Regions from separate parts of the Homo sapiens genome. Here region 1 is linked to region 2. Evidence: chromatin contacts called from ENCODE Hi-C or POLR2A ChIA-PET data. All regions are on one chromosome and are shown on one strand. Each heading gives the region's core, a stretch centred on a gene start or an enhancer-like site at or near the end of the contact. The rest is flanking DNA. Distances are from core to core; before and after follow the strand shown. Region 1 holds the start of LINC00926 (long intergenic non-protein coding RNA 926). Region 2 overlaps TCF12 (transcription factor 12).

What was found. A loop is a pair of places that touch in the nucleus more often than their neighbours do. ChIA-PET counts read pairs that join two places held with the same protein, here RNA polymerase II (POLR2A). Pooled maps may share reads with other maps.
Region 1: a loop to region 2 is called in a map of left ventricle myocardium superior, with 3 times the contacts of the local background. The contact joins the promoter of LINC00926 here to the enhancer-like site in region 2. A Hi-C loop is called at or near these places in 10 of 168 maps with a recorded cell type or tissue (GM12878, HCT116, IMR-90 and 7 more), 17 of 37 single-sample maps with no recorded cell type and 5 of 50 pooled maps. POLR2A ChIA-PET finds 5 or more read pairs at or near these places in 5 of 52 experiments (AG04450, BJ, GM12878 and 2 more).

The regions. Positions count from the first base shown.
Region 1 is chr15:57,296,151-57,302,107 of GRCh38, reverse strand. LINC00926 (long intergenic non-protein coding RNA 926) reads right to left here and starts at 1,743. Exons shown (of 3, transcript NR_024433.1): 1 at 1,184-1,743. RefSeq lists enhancers at 3,082-3,201, 3,684-3,733.
Region 2 is chr15:57,234,407-57,240,843 of GRCh38, reverse strand. All of the region lies in intron 12 of TCF12 (transcription factor 12), which reads right to left. Among named protein-coding and RNA genes, the nearest start is that of SNORD13D, 41 kb to the left of the region's middle. Within about 2 kb of position 3,928, at least 2 of the 41 ENCODE cell types and tissues checked have a DNase peak (open chromatin) inside an H3K27ac peak, as active enhancers do.

The DNA of each region.
Region 1 (5,957 bases), core at 494-2,993, 63 kb before region 2:
AAGAACTGCCCATCTGAGCCCTGCCTGAATTCCTGAACCATAAAATCATATTAAAAATGATTTGTAATTGAATAATTGATTGAATGAGGGAATGGACATTAAACTGAGGATTACCTGGAAAATCTGATTTATTATCTGATTTCTACCAATGGGACCCAGGGTCAATGGCTGGAGGAAGCTTTTAACATCCTACCAATTCAAAGGGACTCCTGTCTTGGTGAGAGCCTCCAAATGGGTTGATTGAGAATTCAGTGCAACTTAGCAAGTATAAGAATCCACGTACAGTGGAGGGGTCCCTGCTCTAAAACTCCCACCACATTGGGCCCGCAGTCCCCCAGACCAATATTTGTGATTGCAAAACCACTGCTCCTATTATTAGCATGACTGGCTCTGTCACCACAGTCAGGTCCTCCCTGACTTGGGCCCTCTCTGGGTTAACTTCTCCCTCCTTAGGTCCCAGCATCCTGTGTCCTCACCCTGGAGAGCATATGCTACAATACCTTAAAATTTCTCACCACCTTCTTGGCCTCTACTGCTGGTCTGAGTGGTGGCCATCTTCAGATCTCCTTTGGCACCCAGTACCCCACATGTTTTAGGGATGAGGGAGAAGAAGCAGGGGGTGCCAGAGCTCAGCTTCAGCTCTTCCTGGCAGGGAACTGGAGCTCGAGACTGAAATGTATTTTGTTACTTTATTTATTCAGAGATGGAGTCTCGCTCTCTCACCCAGGCTGGAGTGCAATGGCGCAATCTTGGCTCACTGCAACCTCTGCCTCTGAGGCTCAAGCGATTCTCCTCCCTCACCCTCCTGAGTAGGTGGGATTACAGGGGCCTGCCACCATGCCCAGCTACAATTTTTTTTTTTGTTTTATTTTCTAGGGGAGATGGGGTTTCACCACGTTGGCCAGGCTGGTTTCAAACTCGTGACCTCAAGTAATCCGCCTGCCTTAGCCGCCCAAAGTGCTGGGATTGCAGGCATGAGCAGCCGAGTCTGGCCTATTTTGTTACTTTAACTTATTATGAAAGTTTCCTAATGCACATGAAAGTAGGTGAGAATCAAAATTAAACTTTCATGTATCTTCGTCTAGTTTCACTAATTATCAACATTCTGACATTCTCACTTTGTCTACCATGTACTTTTGGCTAGAATATTTAAAAAATAAATGACCAGTATCATATGACTTACCCGTAAACACTTCAAAATATGAGCTTGAGATGTAGAATCACTGATTTTGGGGTTAAATGAACCTCAAAAGTCCTCCTGTGTTCAAATGGGCCTGGGCTTGGAAGCTCTGCAGTGGGTGCCCGGCTCTTGGAGACCCCGGCCACAGCGGGAGGGGGATACAACGTGGATGCTGGAATCAGCTCTCTGCCTGGATCCTGGGAAAACGCCCCCTGGAGTGATTGGCTTAGTTCTTCTTGGGCCCATCACAGTTCATCCAAGTAATCCACTTGCTTCCTGTTCTCCAACTCCTCTGTCACGTGCAGCCATTTCATCTTCACACCACACCCTTGTGATTTAGGGAGTATCATCTCCATCACGCCTGTAATCCCAGCACTTTGGAAGGCCAAGGAGGGCAGATCACGAGGTCAGGAGTTTGAGACCAGCCTGACCAACATGGTGAAACCTCGTCCCTACTAAAAATACAAAAATTAGCTGGGAGTGGTGGCGGGCGCCTGTAATCCCAGCTACTCAGGAGGCTGAGGCAGGAGAATTGCTTGAACCCAGGAGGCGGAGGTTGCAATGAGCCGAGATCACGCCACTGCACTCCAGCCTGGGTGACAGAGCGAGACTCTGTCTCAAAAAAAAAAAAAAAAATTTCCCCCACCCCTTATTATTTGCATATTACAAGCAAACCAGTTTATGCTCGGAGAGGCTAAGTGACTTGCCCAGGGTTACCCAGGTAGTGGAGGGAGAAGCAGAATTCCCACCCAGCTCTGCTGAACTCCGATGCCCTAGCTTGCCTGGTGGCACCCACAACCGGCCCTCAGTGTCCACTTCTGAGTTTAGCCTGGGCAAGAGACTGGTCCATAAACGACTTCCTGCCCAGTGGTAAACAGTGGAAGGCAGGCTCCTGTGTTTCTCGTGGTTGGTGGTAATCGCTGCTTTTGCAAAGTGGCTTTTGGGGAGGAGAGGTTTTAGGAAGTGTGTTAAATGAGGGGGGAAGTGTTACTTGGGGGTTTCCCAGCACTCAACACGCACACTGCAGGGGCTGCCCTCCCCCGCAGCACACTGGGAGAGCCTGTCCTCCAGCGCTGCCCACGCCCGGCCGTGGGTCTCATTCCCCACTGGATCTCCTGTCTTTGATGTCAAATATACCCAATTCATCTCTTTCATATCACTACAAAGGAGCCTCCTAATTACTCTGTTTAGACAGCCTCTTCTCCAAATATTAAACATTTGGTCTTCCCAGGCCCCCCAAGCATTTAATATCATCAAGGTTGTTGCGAAATCCACTTTTCCCCCAACTGGTGGGCAGATTCCTTTCTCTCTCCATTCCCAGCCTCCCTGGGCAGATCTGGACAAGTCACCCCACATATTCTTTTCCCAAGCAGGCTGCCCTTGGGACACAGCCCTTTTCTTCTGGTGAGAGGGTCGGAGCAGTGGGGTGGACCTTGAGCGTTTTCTTGAATCTCAGCCCTGTTGGGAAGCCCTGGAGAAGCCTTGGGGAGACCCAAGGACTCAGGGGTGACCTGTCATGCCTGACGCAGGTATGTGGGGCATCTCCACCTTTGGTGGTGGCAGGCCCAGCACCAAGTCCAGAACGTTTGCTGGCTGGTGGGGAAACAGAGACTTCCTGGTTCCAGATCAGAAACTGCCTTGAGTAGCTGCATCTCTCCAGACACCAGATGCTCGGTACCTGAGGCTCCCATAGCCTCTCCTCCTTCAAAAGAAAGAAAGAAAAAAAAAAGCACTCTAATCCTGGAACCCGTCCCCATCCCGAACCTCCACGGCCTTGCCACCGCTTCCTTAGGTAGAGAAGTCGGCTCACATTTCTTCCTACTCAACAGCTGCTAGTGTTCGCCCTTCTAATGCCTCCCTCCTGGTCCCATGGGCCTTTGCCAGCTGATGTCATGGCACAGTGCTATGTCATAGGTCTGTGCTATGCTCCCTGTTCTGCTCTCTCTTCATGGTGTGGCTGGTCCCCAGAAGGACTCTGTGGCTTGGGACTGCTCCCCAGACATCCCTCCTGTCTCCTCATGGGCCTTGTTGCTCTGGCTGAGCAGAAAACAGCCTCCCCATTCCCCCGGCCCCACACCAACGCGGGGGTCAAGGAAGGTTTCCAAAGGGACATTTGAGCAGAATCTTTTCCTTCTCTCCTTCCCTTTCTCCTTTCCCTGCCTTCCCATCTCCCTTCCTTCTTTCTTTCAACTTTTTATTACGAAAAACTTCATTTTCAAAAGTAAAGTGTATAATGAACCCCCATTTACCTATCTCACCCAGCATCAATGCTGATAGACCGGGCCAATCTTGTTTCCTCAAAACCCCCTAACCCCACTACCCACCCTCCAACAATGGATGGTATTGAAGCGGATTCCAGACAGCGATTGTATCATTCTCTCTGTAAACACTTCAGTGTGTATCTCTAACAGACAAGGACTTTTAGAGAAACATAACCACAGTATCACATCTAAAAATATAAACAGTAGTCCAGTCAGTGTTCGAATTGTTTCATAACTGCACTTTTTAAAGTGGCTTGTTTGGATCAGGATGCTGAGCAGACAGACTTGAAGGGATTGAAGGGTGACACATTTTGGTGTGGGTGTGGGCTGGTGGTGGTGATGGGGAAGCACATTCTCACAATTCTTGGACACTTGATTGGCCTACTGCAGACAGCAGGGATTCCCTTTTTTTTTTTTTTTTTAGACGGAGTCTTGCTCTGTTGCCCAGGCTGGAGTGCAGCGGCATGATCTCAGCTCACTGCAACCTCCGCCTCCTGGGTTCAAGCGATTCTCCTGCCTCAGCCTCCTGAGTAGCTGGGATTACAGGCAGGCACCACCATGCCTGGCTAATTTTTGTATTTTTAGTAGAGACAGGGTTTCATCATGTTGATCAGGCTGGTCTCGAACTCCTGACCTTGTGATCCGCCTGCCTTGGGCTCCCGAAGTGCTGGGATTACAGGCGTGAGCCACTGGCCAGGACTCCCAATTTTTATTAACCTCTACTGAACTCATTTTCACAAATCATTGCTCAGTTGTTTCCCTGGCCAATTGAGACTCAGGGGTATGTCACTTCCTCCAGGCAGCCTTCCCTGCATCCTGGCCCCCAGTCAGCCCGGGCAGGTGTTCTTGTTCTATAACTGAGTTCACTGTCTTTCCCAGGTGACACTGTTTGTAGCTCCCTATAATAAGTCTTCCTCAGGGGCAGCATGTGCGAGACACAGTCGGGTCTATTAGACATGTGCTACTGAATAAAGAGGAGGTCAGCCCTCATCCATTTCTGATTTGCTGCCCTGTGGGTTTGCTTTCTTTAGGTGGGTTAGGAAGTGCCTCCTATGTGCCATGCATCTCTGAATTCTTCAGTTAATTCTCACAACCGTCATGTAAGCTGATACGATCATTAATTATCCCCATTTCACTGAAGAGAAACCGAAGCTCAGCATGGGTAAGTTGATTGGCCAAACCTCACAGTTGCCACATTGAAGGTCCCTCCTATCTCCTATTGCCCTACCCACCACCAGGGAAGAGCCATTTGAGCTGCTGGTCCTGGCTGGAACATTCTAGAAAATGCCCACAACAGAACATGATGGCTCCTGCCTCTCAGCTGCAGGAAGTGGTTCCTTTCACTATTTCTGCTCAAGTCTCAGGGCCACTACACCCTCCCCATCCAACCTTTCTTCCCCAGCCTATTGGAGCTGAACTCTCCCCTGCTTGCATCCTCAGCCTCTGGTGGCTAAGCAAGCCTAGAGCAGGTACTTCAAAGCCTCCTGCTTAATTGTGCCTTCCCTGCCCATCATTAGGCAGAGAGTAAAGCAAACAAATTAAATGCACATTTTCTTCTGAAACCCTTGCAGGATGGCACTGGCACCGTCCTCGGTGTTGTTTGTGCTGACGGGCTGGCTGCCCAGCTTTGGAATGGGCAGGAAGCACTCTGGTGCTGGGACATGCTTACCTGTTTCTTCCTCCTCCACCCCTGGACAGAAGGTCGGTGGTTCCTGGAGAAGAATAGTTCCTTTGTGTTTTCTTTCCTTTCTTCCTGTGCCTAATTAGGAATTATGCTTGGGAATCAAGCTAATTAATCTCTGCCAGTTCAGGGTGAGATCAAGCTGCTCGCACTATCAGTGTTGATCAATAACTCACTGCTGAAAGAATTTGAAAAACAACCCCGCTCCTTTCAGCACAGGCTTTAATGAGGAAGAGGTGGGATGGCCCCAGGGGGAGACCTGGAGCAGGTAGGCAGAGGATCGTCTGGTGAAGCTACTACCCATTGCCTTCTGCATGTGAGAGGGCCCCCCGCAGGCAGGGCTTTCTAACGCCCAGGCCCAAGCCAGGGGTGGGAGCTTCATTATTGTGCTGCCTTGTTGTGTAACCCAACTTGTCTTGAACTGCTGAGGTTGGTCACTGGGAATACTCATAAGATGGTGGAAAACATGGCCAATGGCTGGGTTGTATTTCAGGACAAGGTGACCCCTCTGGCTTACTGATCAGAGGCCAGCCAGAAGCCTGCTCCCAACACTAGGCTGCCACCTCAGCCCAGCGACGACCAAATATCCAGGAGAAAAGATGCAATCTTGCAGGAAATAGAGCTGCAGAAGGCCCGGAGAATGAGAGAAAGCAAAAAAGCCCATAGGGCTGCAAGGGACAGGGGAAGGAAGGACCTCACCCTGGGAGTAGGAAAAAGGTGGTCTGGTTAGAGTTTGTACAAAATTTGTGCTGTGTCTTGGGGTCCTCATGGCCTAGGCAGGTATCTTAGTGTGTATTCTGATGCTATGACAGAATACCTGAGACTGAGTAATTAA
Region 2 (6,437 bases), core at 2,679-5,178:
CAGTGGTGCAATCATGGCTCACTGCAGCCTCAACTTCCTGGGCTCAAGCAATCCTTCCACCTTGACTTCCCAAGGAGCTGGGACTACAAGCCCTCACCACCACACCCAACATTTTTGTATTTTTTGTAGAGATGGGGTTCCGCTATGTTGCCCAGGCTGGTCTTGAACTCCTAGGCTGAAGTGATCTGCCTGCTTTGGCCTCCCAAAGTGCTGGGATTACAGGCGTGAGCCATTGAACCCGGCCCTCAACATACCTCTTTACCACTGAAAACCACCATTTCTTATGTTCATAATTCAAATAATTATACCATTTATGAGCAATTGATGCTCATCTTTATGAAATATGTCTTGACTACAATATTGGCAAGGGAGGGAAAGGCTGATAACACTGATGGTGGATGGATGAGTGAGAAATCGTCAGTTCTATGCAAAACTGTCAACTAGCCCAACTCATGAAGCAGCATTTTCTGTTACATACTCCTTCTTTCGTATTCTTCATAGTGCTTACACTGTATTTCTAATCATCTACATTTGTCTGTTACCTGTTTTTTTATCCTTTCCCATGGTAAAATATAAGCCCCAGAAGAATGAGGAATTTGTCTTATTAATGTAGCCTCAGATTCCACAACAGTGCAGATAAATGGTGAGGGTTCAATGTACAGATATACAGTTGTCATTAAGAATGAAAAGCATAATCCTTGCCAGGAATTTCCATTTAAGTGATTCTTTTCAGTCTTTGTATTTGATAAAGTCCCTAGGGTCCATCTCTATTTTACTCTTCCATTTCCCTTAATGTAGGTTTCCCCAGAGTTCTAGTCTCAGTATTCTTTCATTTCCCTGTGCTTTATCTCTTGGTAATAGTATTCTTTGTCAAATATCAACTATCACATCCAGGTATGACTCCTAAATTGGTATCTCTCTTGTCACACTGGTTGCTAGACTTTTCTATCTGGACAGGATCTCTTTTCATCTCAAGCGCAGTTATGTCCAAACCCAAATTTTTTATCACCACCCCAAGCTTCCCATCCTTCCCATCTCTACTCTTCTATTTAGGTTAGTAGCACCATGCTTATGGTTACCATAAGTACTCTCTCCTCTTTTCCTCTGCCACTCTACCCTTCCCTCTGGAGACACCGATATCCACAATTCTCTAATGTTTCTGGGACAGGCACATGTCATAATCACTGCCATGACACCACTTTAAATCTTTACTCAAACTTGCGGCTGGACTACTTAAGTGTTTATATTTCTAGTTACTCCCCTCTCTTTCCATCCTATACATAATTGCCCTGAACTACTGTCCTCAAAAACTTTTTTTTTTTTTTTTTGAGATGGAGTCTTGCTCTGTTGCCCAGGCTGAAGTGCAGTGGCACGATCTCGGCTCACTGCAACCAGGTTTAAGTGATTCTACTGCCTCAGCCTCCCAAGCAGCTGGGATTACATAGGCGTGTACCACCATACCCGGCTAATTTTTCTTCCTCTTTGTTTTTTTGAGATGGACTTTCGCTCTTGTTGCCTAGGCTGGAGTGCAGTGGTGCAATCTCAGCTCACCACAACCTCTGCTTCCTGGGTTCAAGCGATTCTCCTGCCCCAGCCTCCCGACTAGCTGGGATTACAGGCATGCACCACCATGCCAGGCTAATTTTGTATTTTTAGTAGAGACGGGGTTTCTCCGTGTTGGTCAGGCTGGTCTCGAACTCCCGACCCAGGTGATCCCACTGCCTCAGCCTCCTAAAGTGCTGGGATTACAGGCGTGGTGTTGCCTAGCCCTTATAGTCTACTTTTAACCTACATACCCTATTATGCAAACAAAATATTTTTTTCATTTTCTAAACACAGCTTGTCCTCCTTTCAGAACGCTTGTTTCTTAACCTCTCCCAGATGGAATTCTACTTATCAAAGCTCAGTTCCAATGTCACTTCCCCATTTATACATTTTCACCTTCCTTATACTCTTAGAAAATAGTCTGAACTTCTCTCTGCTCTTTTACTTCACACTGTGTTATACATTATCATTATTTGTATATCTGTCTTCTCTCCTTGACTACAAGCTCTTTGAAGACAGGAAACTTATACTGGTCAACATTGAATCCATTATTGTATGCCAGTATCTTGTAAAAGTAGGTGCCCAATATATATATTTTTAACTTGAGTGATTAAACTACAATTGAAATTTGCTATAATACTAACTGATAAAAAGCAGGACTCAATAAATGGTAGTATTTATCTTGGTATTTATACAATGTGGGTCAGCAACAGAAATACCAAGGGCAAAAGAGCTTGTTATAAATATGACTTAATTTCAAATCAGTTTTATGGCATAAGCTTTGAGAATAATCATATGGTGAGGTTTCACTATTTCTGGGAATTAGTGTTGATGTACTAAGCTGTCCATATCACACTGTTAGGTAGGCATGGGCTTTTGAGGGTAGAAATGGACTACCAATCCCGATTTTCCCTGAAAACTCTGTCCTTACACTTAAACAATCCCTAACCATGTCAACAACTGGTGAAAGCTCCTTTATATCAAGGAAGGAAGAGGTAATAGTTTAGAGTCATATAAGAGCACTATCTTTAAATGACTTGGTGAAATGCCCCAATGCTATATGTAAAACTGGTGTAAACTTAAAAAAAAAAATCACTGTCTAAACGGGAGAAACAGCACCAAAAACATATCAAGTATAAAAATATATCATTTCTGGTATTTTTTCCAAAAGCAGCTTCTCCATTTGTACAATAAAAGCCAATTTTTCCACTCATCCATCACAGTCACTGGTTCTACTTTGCCAGTTAAAGTGATGACAGACAGAATTGTTATCAATACTTTTCCTAAATTTACAGATAGCCCTGTAAGTTACAGGACTTTTTAAAAAATCACTTTTACTTTCATAAAAAGAATGTGTATGGTGGGAGAGGAGGAGCAATACAACATTTGAAAAGCATGATAACACAGCCTTTTGGATCACAGGTCATTTCACTAAGCTTTATCTCTGAGTGTTTATTTTATTACCAAATCGCAAACAAATCATACTTATTCTATAAAAATTGTGCTACTTTAACTTCTAAACACAGGCTTTATTTGGCTTTATTCTAAATCAGGAATATGTTTCTTTTCATACTTTCTGGACTTAAAAGAACTCCTACATTGATGTTTGAAGGTAAGAATAAAAAGAAGAACAAAATCAGTTACTTAAAAAAATGGGGGTAAAGAGTGATTTAGAGTCTAGAGCATAAACAAAGTAAGCACTCATTCTGCATGCAGTCCATGGTCCTCATACTGTTAAATGACCAATAATGAATAACTCCCAATGCCTTCTGCCAGGCTTAAACGGTAATATGCCTCATTTTACTCCAACAAATGAGACTCCTCCTCCTATCAGTCATGGTCTATTCCAATCAGCAGGGTGCCAATAAGCCAGAGGCTAATGAAAAGGGCTTTAGACAAAAAAGAAACAATGGACTGCTCCCAAGCCCAACCCCGGAACTGTGAGCCCAATTTTTTAAACACTACAGTGCACATTTCAGTTAATCTTTATTATGCTAATGTTATTGAGTCTAAGGAACAAAGAAAGTTATTTCATGAATTACTTTTAAACATCAACTTCCCTGAATTTTCTTTTCTTTTGTTAGAGACTACTGACCATTTATCCAGATTAATACACACATACATATACACACACACACACACACACACACTCTCTCTCTCTCTTTTTCCCTTGCTCTGAGGTAGAAATCAAAACATAAATTATCACAAAGAAGTCTGATATAATCAACAAAGTTAAACAGTCTTCTTGTTTGATCTCCTCTAAATTAAAGACCAAGTGTTTTGATATGGTATTAGGCACCGAAAGAAACCAGATGTTTCTTCCTCTATATAACTCTCCACGGGCACAATCTTAAAGGGTTATTGTCTGGCAAATGTTCAGGGAAACACATTAGAAATGGCACGAATACCCAGATTTTCCTTTCCTTCTATCTACCCTAGGTTTTTTTTTTTTCTTTTTTTTTATCTAAACTAATGCATAATCCACAGGGCTTTGGGAACTTTGTGTAAATACTTTCATGTACAATTCTCTTTCTTGCTATCCTGAGATTAAGACCACAATTATGCAGGCTTAAACCTAAAATAAAGGAACCTTTGCAAATGCATTATCTGGCCTTACATGTTTAATCACACAGTATTCTGTGTGCTCTTTAATACCTAAACTGAAGAACAAAGGTTGTACCCTCTGATGTTTCACAATATGAAAGATCTTTTAAGACATATATTAGACAATTGGGGAAATAGAATTAATTTTTAATGACAATAGCATAGTGTTTCTCCATCTAAAACCAGAGGCTATATTAAAAGCGTCACATTCTAAAGAACTTAAAATTTCAAAAGAGTCAGTCACCATTTCAAAATATCTATAATACCTGACATAAAATTATGATATGCATGTCAGACTCTCAAAAGTAATCCTCATTAATTTCCTTCTCCTCATCTCTTCTAATCCTTCCTATCCCCAGATAATGTAATGTTTTTCTTTTTCAGTACGTTTTGAGTGCACTAAACATATATTAAAGTGAATGCGAGTCTGTAAGGAAAGTTGGAAAAAGAATGTATTTGGGGAGGTGTCCGGCTGGGAAGTGGGGAAGCAGATGGATTGAAGGAAGGGATTTGAAATGTGCAGACTATGGCATGCAGTGATGGAGCAGATGGAATGCATCACCGTCAGCTATGACAGAAATGATTTATGGAATGACCTGGCTGCTCCTGCCTAGTAACAACACAGGATGACAGAGCTGAGTTTCCATGACAACCAAAGCCCACCCACTAACTAGATTAAACATTTCTTCACTGGATTCCATTCACGGTGAATTTGGGTTTTCTTTTCCAAATGCCATTTTGGTTTGGCTAGTATGCTGTTTATAACAGGGGAAGATACTCAAGGATGTGAAGGGTAACAAAATGAACTTGAAGGGCCACTGAGAACATCACAAATTCTTGCCTGCCTGTAGGCCAAGGTTCCCTGATAGAAGTTTTCTTTAATAAAACAAACAAATGACCTTTGAGAAAAAAAGCCCCCAAAATGCAGGTTAAATTTTAAAAAATTATCTAGCACTGAAAGTTCAAATGTTATTTGTCCTGTTACATGTAAAATATCAGTTACTGGACTCTTCCAGAATCAGGAGAAGGAATATGGCAAGCCAATCAAATACCTGGAGACCTTACAGGTTTAGTATAGAATAAAACTGTCTTCCTAAATAGGTCATTTTCATCAGGTGACAGTAAGTCGAAAAAAGGGTGAGACAATTTTCTTTCATTCTCATCAATACCTTGTAAGATAATTACCACAGCACCGCACTTTCTGGATGTATGCAGCAGTGGTTAGGAGCAGAGTCTGAAGCTGGTCTGATCAGGGTTCTAATATATATGGGCTTTATCCATGCTAGCTTATGATTCCCCTAGGGCGAGCTGCTTAATCTTTCTGAGCTCAAGTTACTTCACCTTTTAAACCTTAGTTCCTCATCTGTAATGTGGGGATAACAATGCCAACCTTACAGGGCTTTCTTGAGGATTAAATGAAACAGGGCATGTAAATGCTCAGTATAGGTGCGCATTCAAATTATAGCTGAAATATTTTGTGGGTTTTGTTATTGTCATTACTATTATTATTATATGATCCAAGACAGAATTCAACAAACATTCACTGAGCTGCATTTTGTGTGTGCTCCATCTCTACTATGTAGTAAATGAGTCTGACTTGGCTTCATTTTCCAAGAAGCTGGTATTCAGCTGTAGAGAAAAATTTATTTACACCAACAATATACAAAGAGGTTTATCTCCTTAAATGCTCAACAGTTGCTTCCTACCACTCAGGTATTAACGTGCTCTGCCTTCTCCATGAATGGCAACAAATGTATCTGACAGTTAATTGCACTTCATAGAAAATAAAAGACAATTCTGTGGGAATTCTAAGAGGCATACTACTCAGAAAACAAGAAGAAAAAAAATCATCTAAAGTGAAATTTTAGGAAGCGCAAAGCACAAGTGCCCCTTTTAAATAATTAGATTTGAAACTGTTGTAGATTTACTGAAAACTGCTCTCCCTTCTAGTTTTGGCATTCCGAAAGAGGAGATTTTAATGTTTTAAGAATCAGATATTAAAATATAATCACTGCTTTGTCATTAATGTTCTGAAGTGATGTATGTGAACTAGTTGCTCAAGAAAATACTATCGGATTCCTTCAAATCACTTTTACTCATTTTAACATGATTCTTCAATGAATCTGGCTTTTTTGGGGAGAAGGCTCTCATTTCCTATTCCTTGAGTAAATCAGGTGCAGTTGACTTTAAAAAAAAATACAGTACATAAAATGCTTTTGATCTTGGAAAAGTTTCTTATAAAGGTACTTCATTCTCTGGATCAGAATACTGAGTTATCTTTCGTGGTT